Linked DNA regions of Homo sapiens: region 1 is linked to region 2. The links are chromatin contacts, found by Hi-C in ENCODE. All regions are on one chromosome and are shown on one strand. Each heading gives the region's core, a stretch centred on a gene start or an enhancer-like site at or near the end of the contact. The rest is flanking DNA. Distances are from core to core; before and after follow the strand shown.

Region 1 (6,599 bases), core at 99-2,598, 1.6 Mb after region 2:
CCTTCCCCCATAAACTACCTACCCACTTCCTCTAACTTGTCACTGAAAACCTCGCCAGAAGAGTGAACACTGAGGCTGCTTTTGTCACAGGGTAGGGAGAATAATGATGATAGCATATGTTTGAAGAGCACTTTTTAAAGTTTTTTTTTACATCCACTTCCTTAATATATATCTTGATTAATATCAGAGGCAAAGCATAATTAGTTTATGTGTATGTTCATAATAAAATGGAAACCATCATGTTTCTTTCATCTGCCCACCACTTTTTAAGAATGCTGTTATATTATAGAACAGGGGAGAACTAGTACCAGGAGTCACAAATTATAGCCTGTGGGCCAAATCTGGTTTGCCACCTGTTTTTATAAATAAAGTTTTATTGGAACTCCACCATACTCATTTATTTATATATTATCTGACTATTTTCATCCTACAACAGAAAAGTTGAGTTCTTGTGATAGAGATTGCATAGCCTACAGAGGCTGAAATATTTACTATCAAGTCCTTCACAAAAAAAGTTTGCTGGCCCAGGACAGCAAAATGAAGCAAGCTGTCCTGTCATGAAAGTATACATTTAAATACAAATAGAGTAAATGTTGTCTGCAGCTTCCTCGAAAAGACTGGGGTAGAGGAGATTGCAGGGAATTGTAGGCTTAGGTCAAGAAAACAGAAATCTTGAGGTTTTCTTGAATCCAAAAAGAAATAAGGAACTTGGGTCCAGGATGCAAGAGAGGGAATTCTATGAGTAAATATCTTCATTTAGCACATTTTGTTAGAGCTCCTCAAAGAAGGCCAGGAAGTTTTTCATGCCAGTAATAAACCTTGAGGAAGCCTAGGAAATAACCCACTGGTCTGTCTTCTAACATGACAGCCGGTGTTCACTCTACATTCAAATGCAGAGTAGGGTGTGTGCCGGGCAAGATCTCCTGTTTGATTCCTCTGTGGGTCTTGTCTCCAGGAGGGCTTTATTAAGAATCTTTCCACTCACTCTTTTTAAGCTTATGTCCCTTTCCTTTTAAAACACCAGAATTCAACATTCATTACCTTTCTTCCCTTTGATTGCCCACTGAAGTTTTCACAGAGGAAGTAATGGTTTTCCTGTTTCCTTTCGGTGTGGCCATTTTGCACGCCATGGTTCTCCTTCCCTTTTTTCAGTCTTGCATTCAAGTAAAAGCAAGTCGTCTTCTACTGTTAACTGCGGGAAAAGGTTTGTGGGGGCCTTTTTTTTCCCTTCCCTCCTCCACAACTGGAAAATATGAGGCAGATCTTGTTTATGTATGCTGTAACCTCAAAAAGAGCTGATACGCTGTTGTCATTAAAGAAGAATCCCAAGCTGTTTATCCTGCAGTGGAGTCCGAGAGCTCTAAATCTGACAGCCCCCCTGGGCCTCCAGGCACAGACTGTGGAGAGCTCTTCGCTGCTTTCCCAGGCCAGCTCCAAAATGCAAGGCAAAGGTTTCCGTTGCTGAATCCCTACACTCTGGGAACAGACAAGATGTCAATGTTGTGGCTTTATTAAAAATCAGAGGCTTTCTTCCCTTGTATTAACTTGTTCTTTGAAATCTGTTTTCCAGAGGCCTTTTCTACTCTAAAATGTAACTTGAATACCCATCTTTCTGCTACATTTTTCTCTGTGGATCTCTTATCATGTTCCAGAAATCATTTTGCAAATTTATTCTATAGCCAGTATGTTTGGCAAAATTATAATAAAATAAGCTTTCTTATTTATCTAAAAACTAGTAAAAACTATGCTTGAGAAATACATCTTTCTGTTGAAGTTTGGTTCCCAATGTTTCTTTTAATCTTATTTTCTATGCATGTGCAACATTTGATTTTTTTTTTTTTTTTTTTTTTTTTTTTTTTTTTTTGAGACGAAGTCTCACTCTGTTGTCCAGGCTAGAGTACAATGGCACGATCTTGGCTCACTGCAACCTCTGCCTACTGGGTTCAAGCGATTCTCTTACCTCAGCTTCCAGAGTAGCTTGGATTACAGGTGCGCACCACCACTCCTGGCTAATTTTTGTCTTTTTAATAGAGACAGGGTTTCGCCGTGTTGGCCAGGCTGGTCTCGAACTCCTGACCTCAAGTGATCCACCAGCCTTATCCTCCCAAAGTGCTGGGATTACAGGCATGAGCCAACATGCCCGGCCTGATTTTCTTTTATAATAATGATTTTTTATAAACCTTTGTTTGTATAAAGCTATTTTAATTGCTTATATTTTTTTAGGATATATTTTATTGGTCTATGTTAGTTCCCTTTGTTTTGGTTTATCCTGGGGTCAAACCCAGATTCTCCCTACAAGGATTACATTAGATAGAGATCGTCAAAACCAGAAATGATCAACCTGAAACACTTCCTGGTCAGCTTTTGCTAAAAGAAGATATATCAATGCAATATGATTACCTTTCAAATAATGGACTTCTAATGACACAAGAGAACAATCTAGAGCATGCTAGTTGCTGCCACAGAAATGGATACAGAGACAACCCACAGTCTGGTTCTCATCCTCGTGTCCTTTACCCTACAGGAGAGAAGGGCTTATGATAACGAGCAGAGATTCCACTTTTATTTTAGGAAGCTTAGAGGTTAGGAAGACCATAATTTGTTCTTTAAACATCTCTTGCATTTTTATAAGTTCTCTTACCTTCAAAGCTTTATTCGAAGCTTCGGGTTTTTGCTTTTTACTTCATATCCCAATCTTTGTCTTCTCTTTTCTTTTTCTTTTTTTTTTTTTAACTGTCTCCTATACCCACTGATGGCAGACTCTGTTTTCTTTTATCTTCTTTTCCTTATTACACAAGAATTAAATGAAGCAACATCTATAATATAAATTCTCGGAAAAATTACACAACATGGTAATAACTAATTATAAAGGCAATTTATAGATTTGGGGAGAATTTCATCCCACAGTGATAGTAACATCGTTGGACCTGAAACCAGGACCTATTGATGACTGACCTGGGGCAATTTATCTCTGAGCTTGACTTTTCTTATCTATAAACTTATCTTAAACTCTACAAGCTTCTTGAGCTAATCCTTCTGGGGTATTAGGATTCGATTCAGGAGAGCTGAGTTGGAGCCTAGAAATCTTCATTTCTGATAAGCTCTCCAGGCAATAGGCCCTCAGACCTCACTTTGAAGACACAAAACTATGTAATTTCTAAGATCATTTCCTGCCTAAAATTCTGTGATTCTGAGTCTTCTTTCAACTACATGGCTTTGGGCAGGGCTGATGCTTCCTGGAAACTCACTGTTTCATCTGCCATATGTATAATTAAGAAATATATTTGTTAGTTATCTTGCCCGGAAAACCCTTAAAAATGTAAACAATAATTTTGATCAGAGTTAAGTACCTCTTTTTGTCACTGCTCAGTGGAGGCTTGTCTGTTTCATTCCTTTAATCTCTCATCATATGCTTATCTCTGTAAATATATTTTTCCCTCTCTAAAGGCCTCTCAGATGCTTTTCATCTTTCTGAAAGAATGTTTAAAGCCAAAGTCCAGGTGCTTACACTTTTGGACTTAATAACTGAGCTGTTTTTACTCACCACCCGCCCAACACCCTTCTTTTTCTTTTATCATTGTCAGCATGTGCTGAGCCCCTCTGATGGACAGCTTCACATCTACTTTATGCTTTGCTATTTCTGTTATATTGCAAAATCCTATCTAATCTGTGGGTTACAGTATCTATCTGGTTGCTTTTGACATGCTTTCGAGGTTTCATCCCCACTGAATGTCAGTCTTCTGAGTTATTTTTTCCTGGATACTTGTACTTAATTGTATTTTGCCAGACTGAACTCACTGTGTACTTTACTGTTCATTTTTCTGATCTCCAGGGATCCATGAATATTGTTTGACTTCACCTCTGTTTCTTCTACCATCTCCACCTTTAGTGCCATGTGAGGAACTTATTAATGTAACGTCTTCTCAGATTTCCAGGTCATTAATAAAGTTGTTTAATAAGATCTTTTGTGCAGCCTGGGAATTAGTCAGACTTACTCAGTATTTACAGCTCTGCTATCATTTCTTGCCCACTATTATGTCCTGTGTAGTTAAGGATGCAATAGAGACAAAAATTACTTTTCAAATTACAGTTCCTGCAAGAGATGTCTCTTCCCAGAAGACCCTTTACTGTTCCACATAAGAAATCAAAACTCTCATTTAATTAGAGAGGGCTTTCGGAACAAGGCTGGCCAGGGTACGCTTACATAAGCTTGTTTGCAGATTCCGGTTAGGTCTCCCAAGGTCACAGACAGCTGTGTTTTGCATTTAGCGTCCTTTGAAAGAAGAGTGGATGCTTGGATAGCTTGTACTTGACATGCAAAGAACTTAGGAACTGCATACTTTCACATGTTGCTCGTAGGTTCCAAGCAAATGGGAACACACCATCATGCAGAAACTCTCTATCTGCCGTTATCCTGTGAGCTCCCAATCAGTGATGCATGGTGTTCTTAAGAAGTAGACTCAGGCAACAGCCAAAGTCATTTCTTTCTCTTACAATCTGAGAAGCAAGTATGTTTGTACTTCACTGAGAGTGTTTCAGGACAGCAACCAGTTTAAAAATAAGAGTAGTTAAACAAAAAAGGTGGTTAGCTATTAAGCCATGGCTGGATTTTATAGCACAAAAAGTTAATGCAAGGCAGTGTGTATTTAAGATAAGGAGGATTTAAGGAAATGGAGAGGGGAGAAGAGTAACATTCCAGGTAGAGGAATTGCAAGATAGCCTTCATCCCCACAAGAATTAACATAGTAAAACAGTACAGAATGAGATAAATTCAGTAAAAATAATAAGGAATTGGCTTTGCCCAGTGGCTCACACCTATAATCACAGTGAGGTGGGACAATGAATTGAGCCTAGTAGTTCAAGACCAGCCTGGGCAACATGGCAAGACCCTGTCTCTACAAGAAATAAAAAAATTAGCCAAGCATGGCTGTGCATGTCTGTGGTCCCGCTACTGGGAGGCTGAGACAGGAGGATCACTTGAGCCCAGGAGGTAGAGGCTATAGTAAGCTGTGTTCGCATCACTACACTCCAACCTGGGTGACAGAATAAGACCCTGTCTCAAAAAAAATAAGAATAATAAGGAATTATTAAAATAGAAATTTAGGACACCCAGTTTCACTTACTCAGACTCTAAAATGGAATGTCAGTCGTTTAACAGCCAGCTAAAACATTATTAATTGTACTAACAATATTGAGTTATCCTATTTATAAGTTAGAATTGGGCTTGCTTTAAAAAAAAAAAAGATAATATATGCTGGTTTGATAAAAATTTCATGTCAGTATTTTAGTATACAAACATCATATTGGTGCTAATATATTTGCTCCCATTCCTCAGAACAACTAAAGAAAAGTAAATTAACTTTTCAAAGTGTTGAAGTATATAGGAGGGAAAGTAACAGTAGTTATTGAAATAAAACACCCTCTAGAAATGCACCCTTGCATTTTAGCCAATAATTGATAAATCCAGAGAAAACGTAGAACTTTGCCTAATTTTTTTTTCTGTTACAGTTCTTACATGTAGAACGATGACATAACACATATGTAATATAAAACATAATGGTTGTCTTAATTCTCTATTGCTACATAGCAAACCACTCCAAAATGTAGTCGTTTAAAACAGCAATAATTTATTTTTTATTGACTAGGTCAAGGGTGTCCAATCTTTGGCTTCCCTGGGCCACATTGCAAGAATTGTCTTGGGCCACACGTAAAATACACCAACACTAGCGATAGCTGATGAGGTAAAGAAAAAAAAAATTGGCCTGGCATGGTGGCTCGCTGGCCTGTAATCCCAGCACTTTGGGAGGCCGAGGCAGGCAGATCACTTGAAGTCAGGAGTTCAAGACCAGCCTAGCCAACACGGCGAAACCCCATCTCTACTAAAAATACAAAAATTAGCCGAGCATCATGGCGGGTGCCTGTAATCCAAGCTACTCGGGAGGCTAAGGCCGGAAAATCCCTTGAACCTGGGAGGTGGAGGCTGCAGTGAGCCAAGATCACACCACTGCACTCCAGCCTGAGCGACAGAGTGGGACTCCATATCAAAAAAAACGGAAAAAAAGATTGCAAAAAATCTCATAATATTTTAAGAAAGTTCACTAATTTGTGTTGGGCCACATTCAAAGCTGTCCTGGGCCACATGTGGCCCACGTTGGACAAGCTTGGACTAGGTTCAACTAGATGGCTCTCTTTTCCAAATGAGGTGGGCAAGACCTCTGCAATAGCATTCAGCTGAGGCTGAAATGTACAAAATGACCCCTCATAATCCAGGCCTCTCTCCCCAGTCCTCTCAGCGTTAGCAGTCTTTTACAGTCTTTACAGCATGGTGACTGGCTTACGAGAATGCAAAGGTGAGAGTCGCCAGGCCATTTTGAGGCTTGTTTACACCCCAAAGTGGTAAAGAGTTACTATCGATGCTTTCTGTTGGTCGAAGTATTCAAAAAGCCAGCCTAGATTCAAGGTAGAGGAAATAGCCTTCACTTCTTGACAGGATGGATGGCAAAGAATTTGTAACCATCTTTAATTTCCATATAGTTGCTTAGTAAATATTTGTTGACTGATAGTACGAATATTGCATTTGAACTTCTTTATGTCCTTGG
Region 2 (6,787 bases), core at 3,618-6,117:
AAATCTCTCATCAACATGGGAAGAAAACCTGATGACCTCACAAAACATGCCATTCCATTTTCCAATAATATTCATTATTAGAAATGCATTCATATCAATCTTGACTAAACTTTACACCTTTTGGTGCTGGTTTTGCTTTCTGGAACTTCTTATGTGTTTTTCTAACTTACTTTCTTTCAAACTCTCCTAGTAATAAACTGCTTGCTACACATTCTCTTTATAAAACTGAATACCTACCTCTTATTCAACCTTTTCTCTTACAACATGGTCATTCTTCTGGGCAAGTCCCTATAGCCCTGAAAACTGAGGCTCAAATCTGAAGACAGTATTTCATGGGCTGCCTGACCATCAGGGAATAGGTTGTTCCTAATAAATACTTTCATCTTTTTTGACATCTACCCTTTTGTTACTATCACCTAAGACTGGATAAACACTTTTGACAGGCCTGACAACTCACTGACTCATTTAGAGCTTGCAGTAAACTTTTTTCACATATACTTACCTGAACTCAAGCAGTGGAAAGTGTTTAATTCAAATATAGGAATGTATAAGTTATCTCAACTAAATTTCCTTTTACTAAATGGGCCCATTAATAACATCTTTTGAAGGTCTAGATCCCATCATCCAATGAAGTAGTTGGCCCTGTCAACTTCAAATCATTTGAAATTTGGTAAGCATGTATCTACCTTCTAAAATATCAACAGAATAGAGTTCACTGGATACTGTTAGAGATTTTATTTCACGTTGGCACAATCTACTAACTCATCTTATTCCAAAAACATAGTCCAAAAAGAGACAAATAAAATTATCTTTGTTCCCCCAACTGTCCTGGTGAAATCAAAGTACTCACAGGTCCTAAGGAGATCAATCCCGCTATTGTGGTTTCCGGGATCAACAAATTTCTCCATGAACTGCTCAGTTAGTGTGAAACTCACACATTTTGTGACCACATCAAATGACTCTGGAACAAGAACAATTGCCTGTTGTTTTAATTATAAACATTTAACAAAAATCTCTTTCAGTAATTATTCTCTGAAGTAAAACAGTAAAGGATGTTTCCAGAGGGGTCAGCAACTTCTCTGGCCCTGACTGACACACAGGTTTCATAGATGTCCAATGGATGCCACTGGTTCTCAGTGGCAGGCTGAAGACATAGGCACAAGGAAGAAAAATAAAGTGGAAGCAGTAAAATGAATGGCAGAATAGCTATGTAGAAAGCCTAGGAAGAAGGGGAGGGAACAAAGACTGAAATAAATAGGAATGTTGATCTTCTCATGCAACCGTGCTTTATCAACCATATTCCCATCTCAGGGAATGCCAAATCCACACTTCCAGTTCCTCAGACCAGAAACTTTAGAGTAATTCTTGTACATTTACACTCCATCAGGAAATCCCAGGAATTCTTCCTTCAAACTATGTCCAGAATCCAGCTGCTGCTCAGTGCTACCATTCTGGTGTGAGTCATAATCATCACTTAACCTGAATTACTTCTATAACCTCCTAACCATAGTCTTCTAGTTTCCACCTTTGTCTGCTGCCTCTGTTCTCACAACAGCCAGGGTGACCAGATCAGGGCTCAGCACTGTATCTGGAGTCAACACCAAAGTTCTCATTCTGCCTAGAGTCCTCCAGGATTTGCCCCAGTCCCACTCCCAAAGTAGGTCTTTAACAGCATACCCAACTTCCCGTCTCTCCCTCCATTCCAGCCCAGTGGCTTCCTTACTGGTCCTTGAATATTTCAGGCATGCTCCCGCCATAGAGCCTTTGCAGTAGATGTCCTTTCCAACCTAAATGACTTCCTCCCCATTTACCCATATGGCCAACTCTTTTGTCTAGTCTTTAACTACATTCTTTACTCAAGTGGTGTCTTCTCAATGAGACCTACTTTAAGTATCCTATTGAAAATCATAACCTATGGCCACCAATATTCCTTTTCCCACATATTTCCAAATCCCTTTTGTGTTCTATTTTGCCATAGCACATGTCATCTTTTAACATACTGAATAATTATTTATTCTGTTTATACTGTTATATTCTGTTCACTGCCTGTCATCCTTTATTAGAATGCTAGCTCCCCAGGAGTAAGGATTTTGTTCTTTCCTGATGTTCTCCCAGCTAAGAGGCCCTGGAACATGGAGACATGCAATAAATTATTTGTTTAATGAATGACTAAATGGTAACACTCCAATTCCAACTCCAATTTCAATATCAAGTGCTCCTGTAACCTCATAAGTCAAACTGAACATTTTACAATGAATTTTAACCAACTTTCTCTCCTTTCCTTCCAAATTATCTTTTTTTCCAGATACAGTGACATATTATCATCCTTTTGATATATCATAACTCAAGCCTGTTCTGCTATGATTTGAATACAATGCTTCCCCACTAAGGGGCCAACAGAAGTAGTCATAAATAAACTGTAAAGTTGTTCCTTACAAAGAGTTCTAAAGCTACCATTTTAATAACTGGAAATCAAAATCTTTAAGTGTTAAATAAGAATGCCTGTAAAATAAACCTAAAAATCTAGTTTTTGGTTTTTTTTTTTTAACTTCTGTAATACAAATTTCTTAACCTACCAACTCTGCATCAAGATTGTTGTAAAACAGTCTCATAATTACACAGATTAAATGTAGAGCTGGTCAAATTATATCCTCTAAGACACAGGGGCAAATGATAGATATGTATTATAATACAGCTAACCCATAAAAGGACAATTTTTTGAGTTGATTTTCGATGGTAGTCCTTTTACTAGTTACCAAATATTTTTAAAAGTCTTTCGATGTACTTTTCCAACTATTTCTTTATAACATGTGTTAGAGTAATGAAAAGTATTTTAATGAGTGAGTAAATAAGAAAAAAAAAAGCCATTAAGGCTTTCCCAAGATAAGAAAAGTTCCTCATCCAACCAATATTGATGAGTACCATGGTAATGCAAAGAAGTTGGGGAGAGAAGGCAGTAGAAAGAGAAGATACACGATTTATTTCTTTAAGGAGAGAGAGAACCAACAAACCTGCTTACATGTAATTGGGCAATCATTACGTCGTTTTGTCTATTATTAACCAGGTGAAGAAGACAGAAGTTAAAATAAGAGAAATACCTGTCCTTTCTGGTGGGCTATACCAATGCATGTTTTTGGGTATGGTGATACACCGTCTCCACAATCCCACTGTGCCATTGTATCGAAAAAGTGCATCATTATAAGTCTTTTCATCTGCCTCATCACTAATGAATTCATCCCAGATGCTTTTATTCAAATCACTGGAATTTTCTTGAACTGGACTTCGATATTCATACCAGAAGTCTGTGCCAATGGAGGCTGCCATGTAGATGGTGGAAATGAGGCTAAGCACACAAGCAATTACAAATGCTGTAGCAAAACGGTTATCCATTCTGGCATTCAGACTGCTCTGTTTAGAAGTTGAAGAAAGAAGATAAGTTAGAGTTTACGGACAAATAAGAAAGATTATTTTGAATTATTCCAAATGCACCCTTTACCCAATTCCCCATCCCTTCGTACATATAACCATTAAGAATTTTTTTTAGAAAGCAAGCATGTTTTTAATTAAGCTTAAAACAAAACTCATTCTCATAAAAGTACTTATTGAATGCTCACATACCCAGGATGCTACGGAGACAGAGGTCTTGTTCTCTAGTCTATCACCTGCATACTAAAACAGACAACACTGAAATGGACATACACATTACAGATACAAACAATAGACATGCCCATGGTCAGCAGTGTACCGTGCACACATTTTAAATTACAGACTGAATTTTTGCACGAGCTGCAGAGGATTAAGTGTTCTGGGTTTGAGTGTTAAAAAGGCACAGGAAAAAGAAGCAGTGGAAATTGGCTTCTCCCAGTTTCCTCTGAAGAGGGAAGCCTCCTAAAACAAAGGTAAGAGTCAGGAGCCATACAGAAAACAGAGTTGAAGATGTTTGTTAACCCCGAGGGAAAGGTTGTTCTAGGTGTATAAAATAGCAAAGAGAACAATAACATGTAATAATGCTAGATAGCAATCTCTCCCTAATCCATTAAAGCTAAGCCAAGCTTCTTTACGCTGCCAAATGCTTCACTCCTATCTACTCTCCCGATTCCTTATACTTCTGAACCTCCTCAACAGAAATCTTGCTCTCTCCCTAAATCCTCAGTGCAACATACGTCCGCAAAAACTAAATGATCCCTCCTCAGCCAGACAGAAAACTCTCAACATATCAACACTCCCAAGGCGTGGACAGGGCTCAACGGCAGTAGTAAATGGCCGCGGTAAAATGACTCAAGGCAGATCGCGCTGAGTCAAATACTACACGGCAAGTATACACCGTGACCGCACCAAACACCTTACAAAGGTTCATGAAAACAGACTCGCAAACTGGGGTTGCTGAGTTTGGAAAATGGGAAGTGACTCAGGAAAGATAAGAGCAATGACAACGAAAACTCAAAAAGTTGGATTTGTATTTTGATTTTTTAAAAATCCCCCCTTCATCCTGGTGCTCTCAAATGACCTTAAAGGGTCCCAGCACTGGGAACGGCGGTTCGTCCAAGCCGGACGCCTGCAGCAGCCACCTCCTGGGCCTCACGGCGGGGCCGGAGAAGGCCAGGGCTGGGGCGGGGCAGCCGTGCTCGGCCCCGGGCCAGGGTCCCCCGGTACCCGACCAGGCCCCGCCCTAGAGGGCTCGGCCCTGGGACAAATCCGCCGCTCGGAACCCGCCCAGCCCGACCACGCCCGGGAAGGGGGCCCCTCTTCAAACCGCCGGGAACATGGAACCGCGACGCGACCCCTGCCCGGCGACGCAGGTCCCGCTCACTCACCGCCCATCCTCCTGCTCCGCCAGCTTCACCCTCTAGCTCAGACCACAGCACCCTACTCTCCCCGCGCCTCCTCTGACGCACTTCCCTGCAGAGCCCGCCCCCTCCATAACTCCCGCGCCTCCGCCCGCCCCCACTCCGGGCCGGGCCGCGGCCCGGGGCCGAGGGGCCTTGTGGGAGTTGTAGGAGGGACAGACTGAAAGCTGTCTGAGGCGGCGATAGGCATTCCTGGCGCCGCGCGCGGCGCATTGTGGGAGATGTAGTTCAGCTCCTCAGGGCAAGCCGGTACGCAGAAGGGAAGTCTAGGCTGTTGGATTCTTGCATTTTAGGGAGGAAGGGAGAATGGTCCAGAAAGTAAAGCGGGCCTGTTTCCGGTCATCTCGAGTCAATGACCGTGACTTGTATAACTTAGATCTGACTTTTAGGCCTGTGCTTTCCCTATCACACCACCCTGCCTCTAGATCTAAGTATAAATGAACAAAAATGGGATTCTACTTGTGAAACGTTGACCCATTTTATTTCCCTCTCCCAGAATCCCTCCCATTGGAGCAGAGCATCCTTCTGGTTTTATTGCATAAGTTTAGGCTAAGAAGTATGTGACCTGGCAGACAGTATCCATCAAGAATGTAATGATATTATTTGGGTTTCATAAAATGTGTTTGTAGCTGCCTTCTTTTTATGACAAGTGATACTAGTTTTCTATTGCAGCAATGTTGTTCCTTTTAAATTCTTTTCACTTATTTTAAAAACTATTAAGTTAATAATACTGAGGATACCAGATATGTCAAAAAATGAATAAAAAATTGTGGGTATAGTAGGAAAAAGACTGAAATTTGGGGAACATCACTCAAGCAGATAAGGTCATGGACAGCATTGGAGATTGCAGATGATGTGTGGCACAGGGGCAACAATGATTCTGAACCCTCAGGTTTAACACAGAAATTCATGGACAGGAAGCAGGGACATCTTAACAATAACATGAGTGGAACTATTAACGTGGCCTGGGACCAGCAAATGGTGGATTTCTCAACAGTAACCGACAGAGAAAGCTGACTCAAGGACCAGAGGGGCTCTCAAACCCCCACTCTGTCCCCTAATGCCTTGTAATTTAGCATAGGAGAAAGATGGGAGCTGCAAGTTGATATTAAATTTCTACCACTTTGACAGATTAAAGGCATGATATGTTTCTCTATCTGTACTTACATTTCTTTGACCTGAGTGGGTGAAACTGATATTCATATGCAGCACATAATAAGGTAGTAGCCAAATATATTCAAACATGACTCTGGATTTTCATATACAGCATATAATCAAAAAAAAATTTGTCAGAGGCACCAACTAGAGAAAGTGATGGAGAGGCACAGGCAAATTGTCAATGTGTAGTAAGACACATAAATGCCCTTATACTCCAGGAAATGTCTTCATCCATTGGCCTTCATTAGAAATCCCCTATTTTCCGCCGGGCATGGTGGCTCACGCCTGTAATCCCAGCACTTTGGGAGGCCGAGGCGGCAGATCACGAGGTCGGGAGATCGAGACCATCCTGGCTAACACGGTGAAACCCCGTCTCTACTAAAAATACAAAAAAATTAGCCAGGCGTGTTGGTAGGCGCTTGTGGTCCCAGCTACTTGGGAGGCTGAGGCAGGAGAATGGCATGAACCCGGGAGGCGGAGCTTGCAGTGAGCCAAGATCACGCCACTGCACTCCAGCCTGGGCGACAGAACAAGACTCTGCCTCAAAAAAAGAAATTCCCCACTTTCAGATTTACCTCTCCACTGAGATCATGTGGTCAGTAAACCAGGCAAAAGAGAAGTTTAAAGGAGAGAGAAGAAACAACTTCAGTCTACAGATAAAGGAACTAGAGAGAGTAACTGACTTGGTAGCAAACTTGGATATTAGAGTAACTGACTACCATGGTAACACACTTGAATATACTCATTTTGTGACTTTGGAGAATTAACCTTCTTTAAGTCTC

The links. Hi-C counts contacts between places; a loop is a spot of excess contacts on that map. Pooled maps may share reads with other maps.
Region 1: a loop to region 2 is called in a pooled map, with 4 times the contacts of the local background. The contact joins the enhancer-like site here to the promoter of CLDND1 in region 2. A Hi-C loop is called at or near these places in 5 of 50 pooled maps.

Annotation. Positions count from the first base shown.
Region 1 is chr3:100,072,848-100,079,446 of GRCh38, forward strand. The region is part of intron 1 of CMSS1 (cms1 ribosomal small subunit homolog); the gene reads left to right. The region is part of intron 1 of FILIP1L (filamin A interacting protein 1 like); the gene reads right to left. Among named protein-coding and RNA genes, the nearest start is that of FILIP1L, 38 kb to the right of the region's middle. RefSeq lists a silencer at 10-89 and enhancers at 631-1,165, 1,166-1,700. Within about 2 kb of position 1,349, at least 10 of the 41 ENCODE cell types and tissues checked have a DNase peak (open chromatin) inside an H3K27ac peak, as active enhancers do.
Region 2 is chr3:98,518,035-98,524,821 of GRCh38, forward strand. CLDND1 (claudin domain containing 1) reads right to left here and starts at 4,868. Exons shown (of 5, transcript NM_001040181.2): 1 at 4,815-4,868; 2 at 3,099-3,408; 3 at 851-961. The coding sequence starts at 3,390. It overlaps CLDND1-AS1 (CLDND1 antisense RNA 1), which reads left to right and starts at 4,536. Exons shown (of 2, transcript NR_198998.1): 1 at 4,536-4,799. RefSeq lists silencers at 4,315-4,424, 4,475-5,114 and an enhancer at 6,317-6,446.